2 separate regions of the Mus musculus genome follow, and region 1 is linked to region 2. The links are chromatin loops, found by intact Hi-C in ENCODE. Cell type or tissue: heart. All regions are shown on one strand. Links, peaks and the distances in the headings refer to the core of each region. The heading gives the core; the rest is flanking DNA.

The links. Hi-C counts contacts between places; a loop is a spot of excess contacts. Peaks named below come from ENCODE experiments on the same cell type or tissue, not always from the same donor. Only the 100,000 strongest peaks of a DNase experiment are listed, where the experiment ranks them.
Region 1: it touches region 2 in a loop (2.4-fold over the local background); 2 of 42 quality-filtered maps call a loop at or near these places.

Annotation. Positions count from the first base shown.
Region 1 is chr3:109,304,207-109,315,576 of GRCm38, reverse strand. No RefSeq gene overlaps it. Among named protein-coding and RNA genes, the nearest start is that of Vav3, 31 kb to the left of the region's middle. In heart, for the core only: no CTCF peak of the experiment used is centred there; DNase peaks (open chromatin) are centred at 5,586, 6,096 and 7,906; H3K27ac peaks cover 495 bases.
Region 2 is chr3:109,248,621-109,259,990 of GRCm38, reverse strand. No RefSeq gene overlaps it. Among named protein-coding and RNA genes, the nearest start is that of Vav3, 86 kb to the left of the region's middle. In heart, for the core only: no CTCF peak of the experiment used is centred there; DNase peaks (open chromatin) are centred at 4,840, 5,820 and 8,060; H3K27ac peaks cover 2,529 bases.

The sequences.
Region 1 (11,370 bases), core at 1,342-9,341, 56 kb before region 2:
ATACTTTTGCAATAAAAATATAATTTTCCTCTTTACTCTTTTATCAATAGTTTTAGAGTATTTTATTTTTGATAATTCCATAGAATAAACTTTTATCATATCAACCCCTGACTGCTCTTTTAACTCCTTCCAGATACATCCTCATCTCTCTATGCCCCCCTATTTTGTGTCTTCTTTCTTTTAATTCAATAATCCATGGACTCCATAGGTGTGGGTGTGGAGCCATCCATTGAAGTATGGTTGACCTTCCAGGAGCAACATCCTTAAAAACAAACAAACAAACAAACACACAAAACAAAAACGACTGTCCGTAATTCTGTAGCTAGTAGTGGACCCTGGAGAACACATTCCTCCTCCGTGCTAGAATGTTGGCTGGCTTGCTCTTATGCAGGCAACCACAACAGCTGTGCGTTGGTGAACTGTGGACCAAGAGTGGACACGGAAGCCGTCCATACCTACGTGTTCAAAAGTCACGATTTAGACGAATAGTCTGATACAATATGCTCCGAGCTTTCACCTTGAAATACTTTTCACGACTAACAATGCAAATTAGAAACGGGAGGGGTTTCTTGTCAGAATGTGGAAGTTCAGGATGATCCAGCCTGGTCCTGATCCTGACCCACATCTACTTTGCCCCATAAGTCTGGCCTCTCCCACACCACAGGAGCCTCACTCCTGCGTAGATTAACTCAGTTCATCCTATGAGTTTATACTCAAAAGCTGCCCACAGCCATCTCTAAATCCCAAGGATGGACACCCCCGTACTTTATTAGTCCTCAAGAAGAGAAGAAGGTGAGGGAGAGACCCATGATGGTCTAGTTGATAAGTATGGAAGAGTCTTATCAGTGCCTTGAGCTCTGGAAGTGTAGGGGGGAGGATCCAGACCCCACGTGAGCCAACTCCTTGGGGCTATGGCCTCTCTGCCCTCATGTCTGTGTTGATGTGGGAGTAGGGGTACTGGTGGAGAGACCAAGGTAGCTCCCAAGGTAGCACCTGCCCATCACAGGGGACATTCTACTTGGATCTGAAGGAAAACCTGACAGAATCTTTGTCTTTGTGAAGAATTTTAACAAGCTCATCTGAAATGGAAGTCAAGACCCTGAACGACCAGCATTTAGGGAGGGAAGACATAAAAGACAGAGCGTGACTATGCTGAGGACAGAGCCAAGACGTGAGATCAACGGCAAGGTCACATGGAGCGACCCAGGAAATGCTTATTGGAAAGAGGCCTTTGCACTAAAGTGGAGCTCTGGTTTGGGGTCTGAACCTAGGTGACTTAAGGTCATCTTAGATTGATTTAGATAGAGTGGACTAAGGAGAAATAAGCTTTCCAGAACTTTCACAAGTCCCTAAGAGGTCTCTAGGTCTCTAGACTGTCACAGGCTATGAAATGTTAGATAGCCATAGCTAGTGCTGACCTCAGGAGGAGACTAGGTCCTGTGAATGTGCTCTCTCTCTCTCTCTCTCTCTCTCTCTCTCTCTCTCTCTCACACACACACACACACACACACACACACACGAACACACATACATATGTGTGTAACTTCTATAGAAAACCCTATGTTTCAATAAAGAAACCTGAATGCTTTTTTTTTTAATTTGGCAAATATAAATATTCAATAATATAATGCTATACAGTGAATACATTTTTCAATGAGTGACAAAGTAAACACATTTTAAAAGTTTATATATCAGCCAGAGGTTATAAAAGCCAAAATCAGAGATTAAAAACAGGACCCTGAATTCCTTGGCAAGGTAGTAACTCCTTAAACTAACTCTCTCTCCTCTCCTTTTAGGACACTAAAACTTTTCCAGCTGAAGCTAAGGGTTTACAAGAGGTTTCATAACATGGTTGTTCAGATCGAACTCTGAGATAAAGACCATCTGCATTTTTACATAATAAAATATGTCTCTGCAGCACTTTGGGGAGGGAACAGCACTCTTTCCTTCCCTAGAGCAGAACAATCACAAAGGAAAAGGTTGGCTTTGCCACAATATATTGTTCTTTTATTCAATTGAGCATTGTGTGTTAGCTCTAACAACCATGACCTTGAAAACACGGACAGGCAGGGTCTGTCTCCACTATATTTGCATTCTCTAACCACAGTTCCTTAAGGAGTTAATAAATACTACTTACTGACTGCAATTTGTTTTTTGAAACAAGTAAAGGAAGCATCAAGCTCTTTATAGACAATTCGCCTTTTCAGCTCCAAGTACCATTGTCAGTAGCTTTAGGTGCAGGGTCAATCGCCTTGGATCCTTCTTGACTAGAATGAGAGGATATCAGCTCTCTTTTGCCTAAACTACTTTCTCTCATGGTCATTGCAATCTACCAAGCATCAGCCATGTGAAAAGGCTTATGTAAAGGACGGAAGATACCCCCAAAGCATGATTATAAACAAAAGCATGTTAGAATAGAGCTAGATTGATATTATCATAGGAGCACGGAGGCAAGGAAAGACCTACTGTCTGGGTGGGAACAAGGAGAAAGCAGCCGGGCAGAAGGTCACCAGGGAGAAAGAGTAGATGGAAGAGTGTGAAGGAATAAAAAGAGCACATATTAAAATTTTTGATATCAAGCTCAGTATAGCTGTCCCCTGAGAGGCTCTGTCAGAGCCGGACCAATACAGATGCGGATGTACACAACCAAACACTGGACTGACTGCGGGGACCCCAATGGCGAAGTTAGGGCAAGGACTGTAGGAGCTGAAGGAAGAACAATAATATCAATCAACCAGACCCTCCAGAGCTCCCAGGCACTAAGCCGTCAGCTAAAGAGTACACATGGAGGGACCCATGGCTCCAGCTGCATATGTAGCAGAGGATGGTCTTATCTGACATCACTGGGAGGGGAGGCCCTTGGTCCTGTGAAGGCTCAATGACCCAGGGTAGGGGAACGCTAGGTCGCTGAGACAGGAGTGGGTGGGCAGGTAAGGGAGCACCCTCATAGAGGCAGAAAGAGGGAGGAGGGGATCGGGGGTTTGTGGAGAGGAAACTGGGAAGGGAGATGGCATTTGAAATGTAAATAAATAAAATAACCAATAACCAATAAAAACTCTGATATCCATGACCACACACACGCACCAGTAAATTTTATAGATCAAAACACTGCATAAAGTGAAAGGAGTTTTTAGGAAAATAAGTCGCTGGAAATAGACAGGAGCACACTGTACAGGTCTGGGAGGCATCCCGGGCGCTCGAGTAAACTGTCCTCAAAGCTTATGCCTGAAGGGGAAGACATCTTCTACGGAGGTTCTGCTGTCTCACTAAGGAAACCCACGGCGATTCATCCTGAGCTGTCAATTTGACTGATTTCCAATCTCCTGGGAGATGCACCTGGAGGTGTGTCTGGGACAGGATCTCCAAGGAACCTGGGAGGGAAGAATGTGGGACGCACCACTTCAGGAAAAGACAAAAGAAGGGAAAGCCAAGCAGGCAGCAGCATTCATCTCTGCTTTTGTGACCACAGACAGTGTCCCCAGCAACTTCGCACTTCTGCCTCCCTGCTTGCCAGACAAAAGTGAGTGTACCCTCAAACTGACTCCACACAAGCCCTGTTCCTCAGCTTGTGTCTGTCTGTCCTGTGCTTCTGTCACACCAATGGGAGACACAATCGATTCTGTAGTTGAATTCAGAGTGTACTAAATCCCATTTCTGAATGAAAATTCTAGAAAATTCCACAGCTACCTCAGAGATAATGCATACAAGACTTGGCTCTCCTTAGTTTCTACGAGGAAGAGAGTTGGGCAAGCCACTCTGTTTTTTAAAATAAAAATAAAAATCCTTTTTTTTTTTTGTAACTAATATAGGTAAATATGTGTAAATAGGAGATCTGTTGAAACAGAGGTAGAGAGACTTCAGGCCAGGCAGTTGCTGAGCAGTTTCTTAGGATAAGACCACACTAGCCCAGGGCACAATGACTAAGGCAAACATTGAGGAAGTGCGTGGGCAGTTGTGAATGGTACAGAGGTAAAGCATGAACCTGAGGCTTACACGGCTCTCTAAGCTAACAAGATCCATAAAAACCCCTCTGGGGGCAAACCTGGAATACACAGGTTTCCACATGCCCCTGGCTTGTTGTGCTCAGAGCACAACACAGCTACACAGCTGCCCTCCAACAGCAGTGTTCAAACAGTCATCTGGCCTGTTAAGACGTAGATGTTAAAACATACCTTATTAGCAAGTGTTGCCTTTAGAGTAGGCTTTGTATTGTCACTCCTGGCCATGGGGCAACTAAATGGAAAAGAAGACATAATGGTGGGGAAGCTGACGGAGGCTACTCTGCCTCCCATTTGTTACTGTAGCTTGTGAGGCATTATTCTGCCCCATCCACCCCTGTGCCTTTTTTTTTTTTTTTTTTTGGCTCCAACTGGTAAGAAGGACACATGCTCCACTACGTTCGTAGCAGCCTTATTTATAATAGTCAGAAGATGGAAAGAACCCAGATATCCCTCAATAGAGGAATGGATACAGAAAATGTGGTACATTTACACAATGGAGTACTATGCAGCTATTAAAAGCAATGAATTTATGAAATTCTTAGGCAAATGGATGGAGCTGGAGGATATTATCCTGAGTGAGGTAACCCAATCACAAAAGAAAGCACATGATATGCACTCATTTCTCCCCTTCTAATGACTCCTTTCAGCATATCCCAGGCCCACAGTATACATGTCAGGAGGAGAGTCTGTGTAGGTATCCTGCCCAGGGTGTATGTGTGTGTCAAGTGAGAGTCCTTTCCTAAAAATGATTTTGTGGAATGGCAGAACAAAAAGGAAATGGTTATAGTCTCTGTTTCTGCCCCCCCCCTTCACTCCCTCTTCTGCTCCTTCCCTCTGTCTTCTTTTGCCTTAAGGCTTAGTTTCCATCATTGGCAGCCAAGCAATCCTAAATGATACATTGCAATTAGACAATTATTGGCTCTAGTTTAATGATCCATGGGGTACTCACAAGGGAACTACAGACAAGAGAACATTGGGCAGGAACACTCGGTTTATTGCTTCATAGAGAGATCACTAAAAATTTACTAATAACTTCAAACTGGCTTGAGGTGATGAGAAAAGAGATGGCAGAGATTGGATGTGAGTGAAAAATTCTACAAGCATGGGCCAATGGACACTGTGCCTGGCCACTACTCCCGGTGTGAGAAACAAGGCTCACCAGTCATGTGAATGAGGGGAGTGTCATGGATTAGTTATGTCACCATCAGGACGACTCAGGGAGGGGCAAAATAAGAAGGTAGAGTTCATGGGCTAAGGTGTCCTTTAGGAAGTATTCAGGCCAGTGTCAAATGGATGATGCAGAACAGGGGCCAACAGCCACAACAAGGAAGGCAGGGTAGTTTTGCCACAGCAGGACCTGAGGGTGACTTATTCAGTCACTGCAGGAGCCTCCCTGCATTTCTGACCTGGTATCCCAGCTGGCACTGCTCCCAGAGAAAAGGGGAGGGTTCCTGAGGCAGCCAGGAGCCTTAGAGGGTGGGCGTTTCCCTTGGCTGGAGAGAGACTCATCTCCTGACTCTTCAGGCTCCTCAGCTTCCCATTCAGAGGCAGGAGCTCCTAGGTGCTTTGCATTCTGGAGCAGCTAGGACAGATAGCTCAGTGGGCCTGGGATTTAAGTCTCATTTCCTTTAGCTCAGCTGTGGCGCACACGTGCCATTTCCCAGGGTTGCCGTGAGGATACATGAGATGGTGCAGATAATGCGTTTAGTAGAGTCATACTTACTGAAAGCTCAACCGGTCAACAAAGAGAACGCGCCAGCTGACATGTTCAAGGATGGGACAGAGAGCAGTTCCAGCCCCTGAGCTCTCCAAGTCCTATCCAACACATGTTTTTGTTTTAAAGCCTTAGGGTCTGTTGCTAAGCTGTGCACTCGTTGGATCCATGGCGTGGCCCTAGAAGACTCCTACTGCAGGTGGAAGGGTCAGTAAGGTTTTGCCTCTTGCTTCTAGAAGGGGGTGGGGAGCACCTGGCAGCCCAGGGGCAGCTGATTCATACAAATGGTATTTGGATAAGGTGGAGGGAGTCATAAAGGAGCCTGGCCCCTGCCTCCCGGAAACTGGCTCCTCTCTCATTCATCCCAGCTGCCATCTTTCATCACCGGCCTCCCCCAGATGTGGCAGCCAGCTAACTCATTCTCACAGAATCCCCTCCCACACCGGGAACATGTTGAGACTTCGCTGCTTGCTCAGAGCCCTCCTAGGAGCGCAGCATGGTCCATTTGTGAGAAGCCGAGAACCGCAGCACTGATGCACGGGTGGGACGAGGATTAATATTTGTTTTCTCATGCAGCCAAAGAAGTGAGTTTGTTACTTAGGTAGTTTGGTGTTTGTGGTAAGAGACTAAGCTTGAGTGTAGAGAAGGCTAGAATCCATGTTCACAAACTAAAGCCAAAAGTTACCACAGCTAGCAGTGCTGGACCAGAGAACCCTCCACTTGGACAGTTGCTTCTAATGAGTCACAGTCAAGACAGTGTTGTCTCCCACATCAACCAAGGCAACATTAGACACAGCGGCAATTAACTGGTCTCATTTGAAGCCAGAATATAACCTAAGGGAGAAATTACAGTTCGTTTGGATAGCTGCACTTCATTGTTTAAAACATAAAAATTCCTAAATGTGCTTTTTTAGAATGCTCCCATCCAGTTGTTTTTACATCAACAAAAAGCCTCATTGGAAACAAAGCTGGAAGTTACCCTGCCGTGGCAAATTGAAGATGACTGGTGGGAAGTTAGCTAAGATCCTGCCTCCCTCTGCAAAGGTCCCGAAAGGAACCTGGGTGTTCCTTTCCAGTGGCTTTATACACAAAACTTTTTGGGAACAAAACCCATCTTGGGTGCACAGATAAGAAAACAAGGCGACTGTTTTCTAAGAGTCTCACATCCAGCCTGAGTACTTATCAAACAGGAAGCTTTCAGAGGCTACTATCACAGGGCCAGCTGTTGTAGGGGCTTGGAATCAGATGTCCCTCACTTGTTTGCAGCCATCACATGATAGAGCTAGAAGGACATTGTTCCTAATAAAGAAATTTTCAAATTTATATTACTGTCTTTAGATCCACGGTGTCTGACACATAACAGGTATAGCACACAATAAATGTTTGCTTTTAAACGTCGCCATTTTCTCTTTGTGAAAGACACACTTGAATTTAACTTCTAGTGGATCCCATCTCAAACTACTCAATATAAAGTATTCTACCTTGGTAGTTCTCGCTCCAGAATTCTAGGAGTAGGACTGTAGTACAAAAGAGCGATTATAGAGCAGAAAAGTAAACTTTTTTGATTGAGCTAGTGGGAGAAAATCAACATTGTTTGAAATTTGTATTGCTGTTTGGTGGTCGTGGGGTTCTTCACAGCTTTTTAATATTCCCTAACTCAAAGATGGTAAAGTATGAAAGACAGACAACATACCGACTCACAAAGGGTGCGACCTTTGTGGGGAGATGCCCCTGGTCTCAGTGGCTAGCCACCAGCCAGAGAAACCTGAGTGCTAGGCCTTTAGGTATTGCTCCATCCCACCGTGCCTTCACACTTCGGATGGAAACACAGGTATCAGAGATTCTCAGTGCCTCGTTCTTTTCTGTCGCCTCATAACTCTGTGGATGGAAATTTTATTACCCCATTTCACAGCTGTGATAACTGGCTCAGAGGGGTGAAGCAATTTGTATAATATCACAGAGGTGCTGATCAGCAGCTCTGAGTCCCAACCGGCTTCTCTGGGCTCTTGGATAACTAATGTGTGTTTTCTAGTAAAAAATCTTAGCCTCTTGTAAAAGTCCAAGAAGCTTCGTAACTAAGAGAGGTAATGGCCTGCACAGTTTGTACTTCTGATACAAACCAAACCACGGCTGAAAGAGACAAAGCCGGAGCCAAAAACAATGATTCACTGCCTACCTTGTGAAAGACACTAGTAATTCTGGGTCAAAGTCTAATGAACGGATGTGCGCATAGCAATTAGCTGTGCGGGCACCCTGGCTAGCAATCTTGGCAGAACAGCTCTGATTGTCATAGTAACTGGACTCTTCTCTGCCCTGCAGGAGAATTCCACGTGGCTGATGCAGGATAGAGCAGCCTATCAAGGGCTCCCCTTTCTCCCTGAAGCTGGAATTCTGCCCCTTAACACTTCCTGCAAGAAATAATTCAGGGAGGGTCAGATGGGATGACAAATACAGGGACATCACTGGTCAATCATTTCAACCACTGTGAAATGTCTGATAACAGCTCACAATGCCAAAAACGGTGAGGAAGTTGACTCAGCCAGTCAAGTGTTTGCCATATATGAGGACCTGAGTTCGAGCCCCCAGAACCCATGTAAGACCACATACTTATGGGAGGTGGAAATAGGCAGGTCCCTGGGGCTTACTGGCCAACCAGCTTAGCCAAAACAGCAAGCTCAGGGTTCAGTACAAGACTCTGTATCAAATTAAAAAAAAAAAAAGTAGGTGGTGATTGAAAACAACTGACATTCACCTCAAATTTCCATATCCATGTTCACACACATGCATATACATACCTACATGTACACACGCACACACACACACACACCTTAAAACGGACCAGGTAAAATCAACTCTGTTCATTTCCTTCTCTCCACTAAGAAGACTCATCACTTATAACCAAGGAGAGTAATATCAGTGAAACCTCCAACACGTCCCATTACTACACTGCTTCAGTTCAAAACCTTAAAGAACGGGACAAAGCATTATTACCCTAATTAGCAGTCTCCTTGAGTCACCTACTGTATATATATGTCTAAGAAGACAAGAGGTAGGAAACAAAAATTGACAGAATGACTAATACAAGCTGAGCATTTTATTTCAATCGCACAACTCTAAGCTCTATGTATCACCTCGATTTTGTAAGAAGCAAACCAGGGTTCAGAGAAAAAAACCAGCCCTCTGTCTCACAGACAGTGTGGCTTCAAAGCCAGGCCTCTCCAACTCTAAAACCTTCGGTCTTTTTGTTCTCAAAGTTCACTTGCATTTACTTTGTTCCAAATGCATCTACATTTAGAATCACTGTGTGTTACAGTCAGCATTCCATGACTATGATAAACTACCTGAGGTCATTAATTTTTTTTTTAAAAGAAAGGGTTTGAGGGATGGAGAGATGACTCAGTGGTTATGAGGAGTTGCTGTTCTTGCAGAGTTCCCAGCACCCATACAACAGATCAAAACTATTTGTAATGCCAGTTCTGGGGAAGCTGACACCCTCTTCTACTCTCCATTGTCCTAGGCAGGCACATGATGCACATGGAAGCATGCAAGCAAAATGCTCAGACACACAAAATAAAAATAAATAAACTTCCTTTTTAAATAAAGATTTATTTATTTATTTATTTATTTATTATATGTAAGTACACTGTAGCTGTCTTCAGACACCCTAGAAAAGGGAATCAGATCTCATTACAGATGGTTGTGAGTCACCATGTGGTTGCTGGGATTTGAACTCAGGACCATCGTAAGAGCAGTTAGTGCTCTTAACCACCAAGCCATCTTTCCAGCCCAAATTTCTATTTTAAAAACAGGAAAAAATTTGAGTTTGTCTCACACTTTTGGAGGTTTTATCATTGATTTGGCCTACTGCTTTGGGGTCTGTGGTAAAACAGGGGCATACGCAAAACCCACCACCTCCTGGAAAGAAAGAGAGAGGGAAGGGGGCCAAGGGTCTCAGTATTCCCTCAAGGGCATTCCCCCTGTGACCAGAAGAACTCACACTAGGCTCCACTTAAAGACTCTCCCTCAGTCTCCTCCCAATAGCACCATGGATTGGCAACCAAGCCTTTCACACAGTTGCCTGATGAGGACCCTTACCAAACCCCTAACAGCTGTCAATACATAAATTTAAAAACAAACAAACAAACTGAAGTTTACAGTGATGGGGACCCAAGTAATTAGAATCTTGAATTCAGTTCCCCCTCTCCCATCTCTATACCCTGTCAGCCACCGTCATGTTATTGATGTAGGTCAGATAAGCAAATAGTGACAAAGCGTAGGCTTTATGATAGATTGACCCTCGAGCTGCATCAAAAGGTGAGCTAGTTCACTCACTAGGTTTATCCCTAAGTTATTCCATTATGCTGCTGTAAGAGAGATGGCTGATCCAAGTTCCCTGGCATTGTGAGATTCTAAATCATTGAAGAGAGAGTCAGTGATGGTCACAATATCCGGCTTATGAAGGGGAATGTGCTGATGGATCTGCAAGAGTTCTTGGTGAAAAGCTAAATTGTTTTTAAGTTTTAAAATTTGCTTTGTGTGTGAGCTTGCAGTGGCCACATAGCAAACTCTTTTACACCATTTCCTGAGTATGTATTAACCCTCACAGTTAAGCACATTTTGTAGAAATTCCCGTTTCTTTCAGGCTCAGATACATAAATGTGGTGCTGTGAATGATGGAACAAAGTTCAAAGGCTCGACTCTCAGCTCTATCATCAGTGAAGTCAGCTTGAGTCTGTACAGAGAACCATCAGAACAAGATGGCCTCTGTGGCCCTGTAGGGGGGTATATGTTCATTTATTCAGTGAGTAGATATAAATACATGTATACAGCATACTGATCCAGTGTTTGATGAGACTATTGGCATTTTTATTAAATCACCAACACTTTATTAAGCAACATATATTAAGCACCTATAGTATTAGACAGAGGAATCGCAGAGAGAAACTGCCCTTCCCAAGGAGCTCCTGAGAGGACATTTAACATCCTCACAGCTGCAGAAAGAATCTGGCATCAGCATCTGTGAGCACGACAGTACCAAGTCTCCAGAAGTAAGTATCTAAACTTCTTCCATTACTTCAGTGGTGGTCGGGATCCACAGAGTTCTCCTTAGCCACCTCCACCCTGGACATGAGACTGACCTCCGGATTTCTCCCTTAACTGTGAAAAGCACAAATAGCTCTATCATTTCACTAACTTCTCTGGAATTGATTTTTTCTGTCTGCTGAAGTGTGCTTTCATTCATAAAACTTAATGCTGTGGTTTTTCCTCTTGTTGCTTTGAGAATACCAACCAGAACTAGTCAGTCATGGTAACCTCTCTCTCTCTCTCTCTCTCTCTCTCTCTCTCTCTCTCTCTCCCTCCCTCCCTCCCTCCCTCCCTCTCTCTCTCTCTCTCTCTCTCTCTCTCTCTCTCTCTCTCTCTCTCTCTGTGTGTGTGTGTGTGTGTGTGTGTGTGTGTGTGGCCATACAAGAAATACAATAACATTAGTATTTTTCTGTGTATATCTTCTCACAATCAGGTGTGAAACACATCACTGTGTGAATTGGAAAACCCAGGCTTCCTCTGCATAATGTTACGGTCCACATGTTGATCATTTTATTCCCAGGCAATGTGGATGGAGGCTAGGAGTCTATTCCTCTCCATCTTTATGGTTAC
Region 2 (11,370 bases), core at 1,305-9,304:
AATGTTGGGTCCTGTCTGTGTAGCCAGTCTGTTAGTCTATGTCTTTTTATTGGGGAGTTGAGACCATTGATATTAAGAGATATTAAGGAAAAGTAATTGTTGCTTTCTGTTATTTTTGTTGTTAAAGTTGGCATTCTGTTCTTGTGGCTGTCTTCTTTTAGTTTTGTTGAGGGATTATCTTCTTGTTTTTTCTAGGGCGTGGTTCCCGTCCTTGTATTGGTTTTTTTCTGTTATTATCCTTTGAAGGGCTGGATTCGTGGAAAGATAATGTGTGAGTTTGGTTTTGTCGTGGAATACTTTGGTTTCTCCATCTATGGTAATTGAGAGTTTGGCTGGGTATAGTAGCCTGGGCTGGAATTTGTGTTCTCTTAGTGTCTGTATAACATCTGTCCAGGCTCTTCTGGCTTTCATAGTCTCTGGTGAAAAATCTGGTGTAATTCTGATAGGCTTGCCTTTATATGTTACTTGACCTTTTTCCCTTACTGCTTTTAGTATTCTATCTTTATTTAGTGCATTTGATGTTCTGATTATTATGTGTCAGGAGGAATTTCTTTTCTGGTCCAGTCTATTTGGAGTTCTGTAGGCTTCTTGTATGTTCATGGGCATCTCTTTCTTTAGATTTGGGAAGTTTTCTTCAATAATTTTGTTGAAGATGTTTGCTGGTCCTTTGAGTTGAAAATCTTCATTCTCATCCACTCCTATTATGCGTAGGTTTGGTCTTCTCATTGTGTCCTGGATTTCCTGGATGTTTTGAGTTAGGATCTTTTTGCATTTTCCATTTTCTTTGATTGTTGTGCCGATGTTCTCTATGGAATCTTCTGCACCTGAGATTCTCTCTTCCATCTCTTGTATTCTGTTGCTGATGCTGGCATCTATGGTTCCATATTTCTTTCCTAGGGTTTCTATCTCCAGCGTTGCCTCACTTTGGGTTTTCTTTATTGTGTCTACTTCCCTTTTTATGTCTAGTATGGTTTTGTTCATTTCCATCACCTGTTTGGATGTGTTTTCCTGTTTTTCTATAAGGACTTCTACCTGTTTGGTTGTGTTTTCCTTTTTTCTTTAAGGACTTGTAACTCTTTAGCAGTGTTCTCCTGTATTTCTTTAAGTGAGTTATTAAATTCCTTCTTCATGTCCTCTACCATCATCATGAGAAATGCTTTTAAATCCAGGTCTACCTTTTCAGGTGTGTTAGGATGCCCTGGACTGGGCGAAGTGGGAGTGCTGGGTTCTGATGATGGTGAGTGGTCTTGGTTCCTGTTAGTAGGATTCTTACGTTTACCTTTTGCCATCTGGCAATCTCTGGAGTTAGTTGTTATAGTTGTCTTTGTTTAGAGATTGTTCCTCTGTTGATTTTGTTACCCTCTATCAGCAGACGTGGGAGACTAGCTCTCTCCTCTGAGTTTCAGTGGTCAGAGCAGTCTCTGCAGGCAAGCTCTCCTCTTTCAGGGAAGGTGTACAGTTATCTGGTGTTTGGACCTCCTCCTGGCTGAAGGTGAAGGCCCAAAACAGGATCTTTCCCAGAAGCTGTGTTGCTTTGGCCAGGAAGGTGCTGGTTGTCTGGAGCCGAAGATGGCGCCGCCTCAGAAGCTCTCTGGCTCTCGCCTTTCCCAGAAACGGCTGGCCTCTGTTTTCCACACCTTCACCCGTGCAGCCTGCCCTCCACGGAGTCCTGGAGCCAAGGAGGCTCCCGCCGGGGCCTGAGGCACAAACCTCTCGGGCCGGGCAGACCCCTGTGCTCTCACCAGGAAGGTGGCCTGTTGTCTGGAGCCAAAGATGGCGCCTCCTCAGAAGCTCTGTGGCTCTCGCCTGTCCCAGAAACGGCTGGCCTCTGTATTCCACACCGTCACCCCTGTGCACTCACCAGGAAGGTGGCCGGTTGTCCTGACCTCCTTCTTGCTAATAGATGTATCCTATTGAAGCCTTGCTCCTTCTAGAGACAACTTGGGTTCCCTGGATTGATCTGTGGAGATCAGACCCTAGGTGGAGAGCTATGATTACCAACCACATGTCTTCCTCTCTCTCCATTTACAGCTCTCTCTCTCTTTCTGAGCTCTACCAGGTTTTCTGGAAGCTCAGTATGCTGTGTCTCCAGTCAGTTTGCCTGGATTTATCACTATAATCCTCCCGAGGAATGGCTGGGAAGGCCTGGGAAGGTATGTACGTCCCTTATTTTTTGAAGCTGCCCTGGAATCAAGCACACATAAATGCTCAACTGTTGTACTAAAAGTGTTGTTTCATATACCCTCTGAACCCTGTCTTTCTTCTTTCTTTTCCCTGCTGTTTTTCGCTTGTCCATTTGTTCTTTTGAGATAGGGACTCACGTAGCCCAAGCTGGACCCAAAATCAGTTAACTAAGCTGGACCTAGAACTGTTGGTCCTCACGCCTGTACCTCTGACAGGAGTGCACTACCACACCCAGTTTTATACCATGCTGCAGATCCAATCTAGGGTTTCAAGTGCATTAGACAATCACTTCATCAACTGAACCATACCCCAGCCTCTGATTTTTCATCAAGTGGCTCAGCCATGGACAGTGAAAGAGCTTCAGAAGTGGTAGGACATTCAGGGAACAAGGATGGCTGAAAGCACTTCCACCGTTCTCTTCCTTGTGAAGGCACTGAGTACCTCTTGATTGGCAGGAGGACCCTTGCTGTAATAAAACACAAGAGAATAGACAGAGCTGTCTACACATATCTCTGATTTGAAGTTTATATAATTTACTCCGGGGCTCCACCCACTCTAGGCATGGGAGGGGATTGCTCGCTGAAGGCATCCCGCCAGGCTAAGACACTACCATGGTTGCAGAGGAAGTTGGTAGACCTTTTGCCATGGCAACACATCTTTTGCACTTTCTGGGTGCAATGAAGATGGGCAGAGTCAAGTTTCTCTGGCTTACAAACAATAACCAAAGTTTTCCTACAGGCAGTGTTTGCCTAGTTTAGGGTGAGGATCAGCCTCCTGCCTGTTGAAAGAGGCAGAGCCCTGCTGTAACCCCAACATTTCAAACATGTTTTTGCTTGAAAAGATAGTCACCGCCTGCGGCTGTCCACTGCAGCCTCTCTTGCACGTGCTTCTCTGAGGCTCTGGCATGTGTCGCTCTGCAGTCACTGGCAGCTGCTGCTCAGCGCAGGAGATTCCAGCAGGTGAGGAATGCATATTATGCAAACCATGGCAACCAGAAACACCAACATCTCCTGTACCCTGAAAACTGATGGGGTAGCTTTGGCAGCCCAGCCCATGTGATAGAGCCCAGTTCTGTAATAGAACCAGTGTAGATCCTGAAACTGTGCCAATTCACTCACCAAGAGATCAGGTGTGCTGAAGTGGTCAGAAATATTGCACCAGGGCTGACCTGGGTTTGGATCCTGGTTCTAAGCCTTGGTAATTGTTTGACCTTGAGCAAGGTCTAGGATAGCTCTGGTGTCTCTGTGTCCTCATTTGTAAAGTGGAGAAAACATCTCTCAAGTCTGTTGCAGATATTAAGGGAGCTAGGACAGTAACAGAGCCTTGTCTGCTGCAGACTAACACTTTGAGACGTGTTAGCTTGTCCGGTCAGAGTTTCCTTATTTATAAGTTAGTGTGTTCAACATTTCTAGCTCCATGGCAGACCTCTCCCAAGTGACTGGGAACATCTTTTCTGAGATGTCTCCAAAGCTCCTCTGTCCCTCTGTGTCCAGCACACAAAGGGATAAGTTGCAATTGTTCCCTAGTCAATCAATCCAGGGGCTCCCCAGTGCTCTCTGCCTTCTTGGACCCCAGCTTCTCCCTCACTGCACAGTCCCTGCTCCAGGCATCCAGGTGAGCATCTACCAAAGCAGTATAGGCCCTTCTCTCACCACCTCACCTGGCACCTCTCCAATCTGATCTCCAGGAGCCATTAACAGTGGTGCTTCCTAAGTCTTCATCATACACATACATGTTTGATGCCAAAATCCTTCAACGGCTTCCACAGACTCCTAGCATAGAGCCTAATACCCTTACCTGCTGGCTTCCTCAGATCTTTCTCTGTCTCCTCGCTCTTTTGAGTCCAGACACATTGGCTTAATTTCAGTCATTTAGCACAACTCAAGCCATCCACCCTAGGAAACCTGTGTACCTTCTGTCTTCCCATCCCCGGTTTTCTTTCTAAGCTAAGTTTGTTGTTAGGTACACTCTGATGTCTCTATATGCCTGTAGGCTAAAAGATCCAAGAGAGCAATGACTTAGGACAGCAAGCAGCCCACGGATAGGGGCTCAGGATTTCTAGAACTATGTATTGAATTGAAGTCGCACATGTGTTTAATACTTCTCTGAGCATTACCTCATTTAGCATTGATGCCAGCCTTAATGTTGTGTGACCTTGTCCCACTTTCATAGGCACATGCTAGGGAGCACAGCAGTTTGTTGCAGATCATAAAGAGGGTGAAAGGGGAAATTGAAGACTAAGCAGCCTAGCTGGAAATCAATCCCCTTCTCAAAGGTGCTTTGCCAACCTCTCCTTAGTCCTGTATTGTTCAAAACCTCTGTCAGGAGCACCCACTAGCTGCACCCAGAAATCGAACTGCTCTGAGTTACAGGCCCAGTGTGTCTGCCTTTACTATCTAACTACTGCTGTCCTCCAGATAGTTCTTCCCCATTCACGCATGTTTGCCTAAGAGAGAGAGAGAGAAAACTCTCTTGGCAAATGGAAAACTAAGCCTCTGCTCATAATTACCCAAGTGCCCAAGACATCTCGCATCTCCCTGCCCTGTCCCCACAAACACTACCCAAGCACTTCCACTTCCCCTTGTCCAAAACCCAGTAAACCACTTCAGCTTGTCAAGCAGTAAGAGGAGGGGATCTGCTCCAAAAGCGGCTGAGGAAGAAATGACGTCTGACAAGAGGCTGATGAGTCATCCTGGGAGCCCTGCAGAGTTTTCCAGAAACCCACTGTCATCACAATGGACCTGATAAGAGAGAGGCAGGGAGGTCAGTCAAGGCAGTACTAGAGTTGTGTGTTCACAAGCAGAAGAATATGGGTATGCCCTAAAAGGGGGGCGCGGGGGTTAGGGGTGTCTCTAGAGCCTGCATGAGGGTAGCCCTACTGAGTTTAGTCTCTGAAGATAAATTTCTGACTTTTGGCCTCCCAAACCATAAAATGATAACTTTGTGTAGCTTAAGCCACTAGGTAGGTGTGTGTGTGTGTGTATTTAGCAATTTGCAACACTAGCCACAGGAAACCAACACATCAGGCTTATCCTCTCTTCCCACTCCATAATCTTTCCATTACCTGAAGCCAACAGGAAGCCAACTGGCTGAGAAGCAAGAGAAGGATCCAGGCAAGTGCGCTCTGCCCTCTGGGACCCCTTTAGTGTGCTGTTGAATCTAGCATGTTCACATTTACAAAGCCCATTTTTCTCAGTCCTATTTTCAAATCCTTTATAGTGTACACACATCTTTTTCCTACGTGTATTCTGATTTAAGTGTGTTTGGGGAGCGGGAAAGAATGACAAATTAAAACCATTTACAGCAACAGGAACATGTGTACAACACTCACTCTCTCCTGATTCATTCAAACTTCATTGCTTGCTTACGCCTTAGAACCAAGAACGGCATGTGGCCAAGAAATACTTGAATGAAATAGTCATATGATTTTATAGATTTGTTTTAATTTTTTTCCTGTTTTATTATCGTATGAATCAAAACAGGTGCCATTAGCTCATCTTTCGCAGTAACAGTGGTAATTCAAACATTCTATAAAATGAAAGCATTTCATCAAGACAAATGCCACCACACTATCACGTGTGTGGCTCCCTTCTCTGAGTCACATCCCATCAATGTGACTTGGCAGCTCATCAGATCCCATCAGCCCAGTGGTTGAAAAAAAAAAAAAAATGGGTCACTGCACCGTGACAAAAGGACAGTCGATGAACATACAAGCAATTAAGAAAAGTTTGAGCCCCAGTGGTCACAAATGCCCAGAGGAAGCTTGTCCTTGAAGTGTGTGGGTGCCAGAGGCAGCACACAGGTCACTAGCAGCCCACCAGGGACACTTTTAAGAATCCAGACAGAAGGAAGTGGCTGAAAGCCACTGCTGAGGAGGACCCGAGGACTGGGGGAGGGGTCACTTTCTGCATTTATTAGCATTTAATTGAAACATTCTGCAGTCTTCTGTCCCAGGACCTTTGCAAAAAGTGGGAAGGGATCTCAACAGAAAAACTCAACAAGTATTCACTAATGAAATTTTATTTTTGCATACTTGTTATGGGAGTAGGTAAGGCTCACATGCTGTGAAGGTAAAATTCTACCGGACATACATACACAAAATACACATGGGGAGTGGTACTCATAAGCAAGCTAGCAGAGAGCTGGTGGTTATGGGAGTTGCATGATGGACCCATAAGAACTCATGTTCTTGTCTTCTTAAAATTTTAACTATGTGTTTTTAAATTTTCCACAAAACAGGTCATGTTGGGCTGGAGAGATGGCTCAGTGGTTAAGAGCACCGCCGACTGCTCTTCTGAAGGTCATGAGTTCAAATCCCAGCAAACACATGATGGCTCACAGCCATTCATAATGAAATCTGATGCTCTCTTGTGGTGTGTCTGAAGACAGCTACAGTGTTCTTACATATAATAAATAAATAAATCTTAAAAAAAAAAAAAACAGGTCATGTTGCTCTCACTGATGGCAGGTTTTGCTCCTCCCTCTACTGTTTGCTTTACAAACTCCTCTCCAGGTTTCCTTTGTGCTCTTTGTCTGGGAAGCCAGAAACTCTGCTCTCTGTGATTTTCTGTGCTTCTATGAAAAGTGGATGCCTGGTCTCTGAGAGGAAGGGTGGTAGCATCCAGGCTGAGGCCTGGGAAACTAGGGGTTGCTGAAGGAGAGAGAAAATCTACAAAGTATCCCCCTCCACTGAAACATGGTACTGGGTCCACTTCATGGGGTCAGCTCACCTGCACTAGATGGCTCCTGGCCCCCAAAGGGTACCCAGACCCTAAAGCAGCAGACTCTAACACAGCATCACTCCAAGTAGCATCAGCTGAACACCCAGCTGAAGCCACAGCACAGGGCTCAGCTCAGGGAAAATCAGGCTGAAGATACAATAGCCTCTGAGTGCCATCTTCCTGAGCTAAAGTATAAATATCTCTAAAGATGGAAGACTATTGACTGACTTGGGTATAAATGGGTCATTTCAACAACTTTAACTAAATGAAGAAGCCAGAGATCCACAGCCAAACACCAGGCAGAGCTTGGGAGTCATGCAGAAGAGTAGGGGATAGGATTAAGTAGCTGGAGGGTTCAAAGACACCACAAGATAACAGAGTCAACTTACCTGGGCCCATGAGCCACCAGCCAAAGAACATGGCTGGACCTAGGCCCCCTACACATCTGTAGCAGATGTGCAGCTTGGTCTTCATGTGGGTCTCCTAACAATTGGATCAGGAGGGTTGCCTGCTACTGGATACCCTCCCCCTAGCTGGCCTGCCTACTCGGGCTTCAGTGGGGTAAGATGTGCATAGTTTTTCTGCGACTTGATATTCCAGGGCAGGGTGGTACCCAAGAGGAGCTTCCTCTTCTCTGAGGGGGTAACTTGGGGGGAGGGGTTATAAGGGTGAGATTAGGAGGAGAGGAAGGAGGGGGCTACAACTGGGATATAAAGTGAGTGAATACTTTAAATATATAAATACATACATGCATACATACATGCATGCAGAGAGAGAGAGAGAGATGAAAAAGACAAATTCTACAAGCACTGTTGCTCAGCACTGCCTCTCTCTGCCTTGGAGAGCAGATAAAATGGAGATCTTATGTGGTTACTTTCTTCTTAGAGCCAGTTTTTAACGAGCAAAGCAAAGCTGTGCTTTCTATAGAATAGCAAGACCATCAAGATATGTGCTGTTAATGGGCTGTTTTTCAGCACTCATAAAGATACATCAATAAAGTGGAGCACAGTGAGAAAGAGAAATGCCCTGTTCCCTCTTTGAAACACTGAAAATCACAAGGCCCTTTAGCCTGATTACATTACAGTGGGGGAGGGGAGTTGTGAGGAAGTAAGTTGGATGCTCTGGGCTGTGCTATGCCTTATCCTCCTGAAGCCCTGCCTCCTCCCACTTCTTTTCCTTCTTAACAGCTGACCCAAAGGGCCTAAACTTAGCAAGGGCGAGGTGTAGGAAACTAGATAGTGCATTCTCCAGTTGGATAGGAAGTACTGGGCTCAATGTGTTTAAGGTTAAGATTAATTCCATACTTCCTCTGAATCTATTTTAAAAACACAGCAAAGGATGGCATATGTTGTCTTCTAACAAAAATGACACATGATCAAAGGGTAAACATGAGCTGCGTGTCAGACCTCTGACTCCTGCCCTCGACCCGTGCCTACGGAATCAGGAAAGGTATTTTACCATCTCCGTTAAAATGCGGTTGCTTCTGTTTATTGAGAGACTTCTGTAGTGAGGCAGCCAGAGGAATCACGGATCGAGCATGGCCGAACTGAGAGGAGTCAGGACATAGGAAAAGCCCAGGAGCTCTGTTGCTAAATGTCTCTCACTGCAAAGGAGACTATGAGCTACAAGTCTGAACCTTGATGCCTGAAACCAGAACTCTACCTGCTGCCTGGGTGGGAGAATCAAGTTTTCTCATTTTCAGTGACCATCCTCATTAATGTTGGCTGGTTATCATTCCCTGGGCTCTGCAAACAGGAGCTTCCATTCTATAGACCCACTCATTAGGACTGATTTAATTGAATTGAAGAAGAAAAAGTACTGGCTGCCAGGAAGCCAGGATTGAGACTCCTGGAGATCCTAGTTTCCTGGTGAATTCCAAGTGTGGCTTTCTCTAGCAGCAAGGTACAGACGATGAATTAACACAGTCCCTGCATCACTCTGTGTCTCTTCCAGTGTCCCCAACCATCTTCCACACATCACCTCAAAGAAGGTTGATGTCTCCCTAAGCTATTGTCCCTTTGAGGTTTGTTTGGATGCTGGTTTGATGATCCACAGGCATGGGAGAAGTTGAAACTAACTCATAATCTCTTGTGTATAGAGAAAATCATCTCAGAGGTTCACAGGTCACAGAGCCTAACAATTCTACATTCTAATTGGTACCCCGGGAGTTCTTTTAAGCAGGATGGTGGGGGGATGGCAGCATCTGGGTAGAAAGCAGTATGTCTTTGAACTGGGTACAACAGTTAAAGCCATTCCTGGTCATGCCTTTTCTCACTGTTCAGATACTTCTAGTATTCTTAAACCAAGTTGGGCTTTCTGCTCTGAGCACCAAGGATGTTAATCTCAAGTGCTGAGAAAGACCCCAAAGATCTACTCTTGGGGAGATTAGGACCCAGTAGAGGGAGGTGGGCCATGGCCATGAAACCGAGTGACTAGAATTAAAGTGTCATAAAGAAAGTAAAGAAGGCAACACATTTCACAACTTCCAGGAAGATCTATTGGACCAGATATAGAAGGAAGACTAAGACCATGCAGGACCATGAATGTTCCTGGTGGGGAACAAATTCAAAGGCTATGAGGCAATAGCAAGCATGGCAAGTCTAAGAAACAACAAGGAGGTCAGAGGGTGGGCACACAGAGAGCACTGAGGACCGGCTGTCAGACCCAGGCAGGGCCAAACTCTGCAGGGCCTCCTGGTGCAAAGCTGGACTCATTCTGGTGTCTTGGGTTTGATATTGTCCTCCACGTGCTGGAGGAACAATGGTGGGCAGAAGGCCTTAAGCAGGAGATGGCATGCTCTCACTCTAAGGGGGAGGGAGGGGAGCCAAAGTTATGAGAGAGCAGTTGACAAATGATTGTGGCACAGCAAAGATGTTAATGAGTGACAGCCCTCCTGTGTCTTGCTCATGCTCCAAGCACTGTACCGAGCTCTCTGTAGGCAGGACTTCATTCATTTTCCCTAATACACCTTTAAGAAGTTGAGACTAAATGGCCACAAAGGGTAGAACAGGCAACCAGAGGAATTCACCACTGTGGAACTTCTGCAATGAAGTCTACATAAGTAAGGGATGGAGCCATTTAACACAATGAGACACTTCCTTTTCATGTATCTCTATGCTTCTGAGGCAGTCCTAGAATTGAAATGATTTGTTCCGGCAGTTCTGGTTTAATTTTCTATTTTATTATGAGGGTATGTGAAGGAGGTTTTAGGGGCAAACACCAATGGGAAATGTGAAGTAGCAAAGGGGGAGGGGGAGAATGCTCCTGTTGCCTCTCCTCTTAGTTAGGGTTTCTATGGCTGAGATAAAACACCAGGACCAAAGCAGAATGGGGAGGAAAGCATTGATTTGGCTTGCATACCCTGAGTCACAGTCCACTTAGGGACTCCAAAGCAGGAACTCAATCAGGGCAAGAACTTGGAGACAGAAGCCAATCCAGAGCCATGGAGTAGTGTTCTTACTGACTTGCTACCTCGTGGTTTGCTCAGCCTGCTTTCTTATAGCATCCAAGGTCATCCATCCAGTGAGCTGGGCCCTTCCATTAATTATCAACCAAAATAATACAACACAGCCTTTGCCCACAGGCAAGTTTCTCAGCTGAGCTTCCCTCTTGCAAAATGACTCTAGTTTGTATTGTTGACCTAGAACTTGCCAGTACACTTGACATAACAAAGCAATACACCATTGTTTCAATAACTTCCTTTTTTGTTCACCTCTAAGATTTCATATTAATAAATGTCACAAATAGAAAACACATTACAGATTTTAAAATCCTATAGTCTTTACAAATTCAAATACTTTAAAACTTCAGGCACTAAAAATCCAAAGACTCTATAAATAAACTCCAAACCTTCCAAAGCCTTTGAGTTGGGGGACTTGGGAGAAAAAGAATCTTGTCCCTAGGGGAGAGCTGGGTTTCAATAGGGTAAGGAAGAGGAACAAATGATCTGTGACCAACAAGAGTGGGAGAGGGTGGGTCTCGTGAATGGGGATTCCAGAGGACCTGCTGAAATGGCTGGCAGAGAGCTCAGAAGTGGGAGGATGAGTCAGGCATGGAAATGAAGGAAACAATCTGGGAGTGAGAGTCCACAGAAGGATGTGAGCTCACTTGGCTTTCATTTGGGGGTTGGGGGGAAGTGGCCAAGTATGGCAGGGATGGAAAGCAGGAAACTAAGCAGGCTTAAGGATCCAGACAGGACTTGAGCCTGGAAGTGGCTCTCTGCCCCAGTGACAATTGCAGGTGCTGTGAAAACCTCTGCTAGAGTTCCTTACCCTTCTGTCATTTATCAGACACTAGCTCTTTACATAAGTGAGACACACATAATTTATATGCCTGCAGCCATCAGATATTCTAGAACTTGCCCACAAACATAACTTATTCGTTTCAAAGCCGAGTTTTTAGTCAAATTCTTCCCAAGGCTTTCCAGATCTCCCTGCTCTCTAGATCCAAATTGATGAGTAGGCTC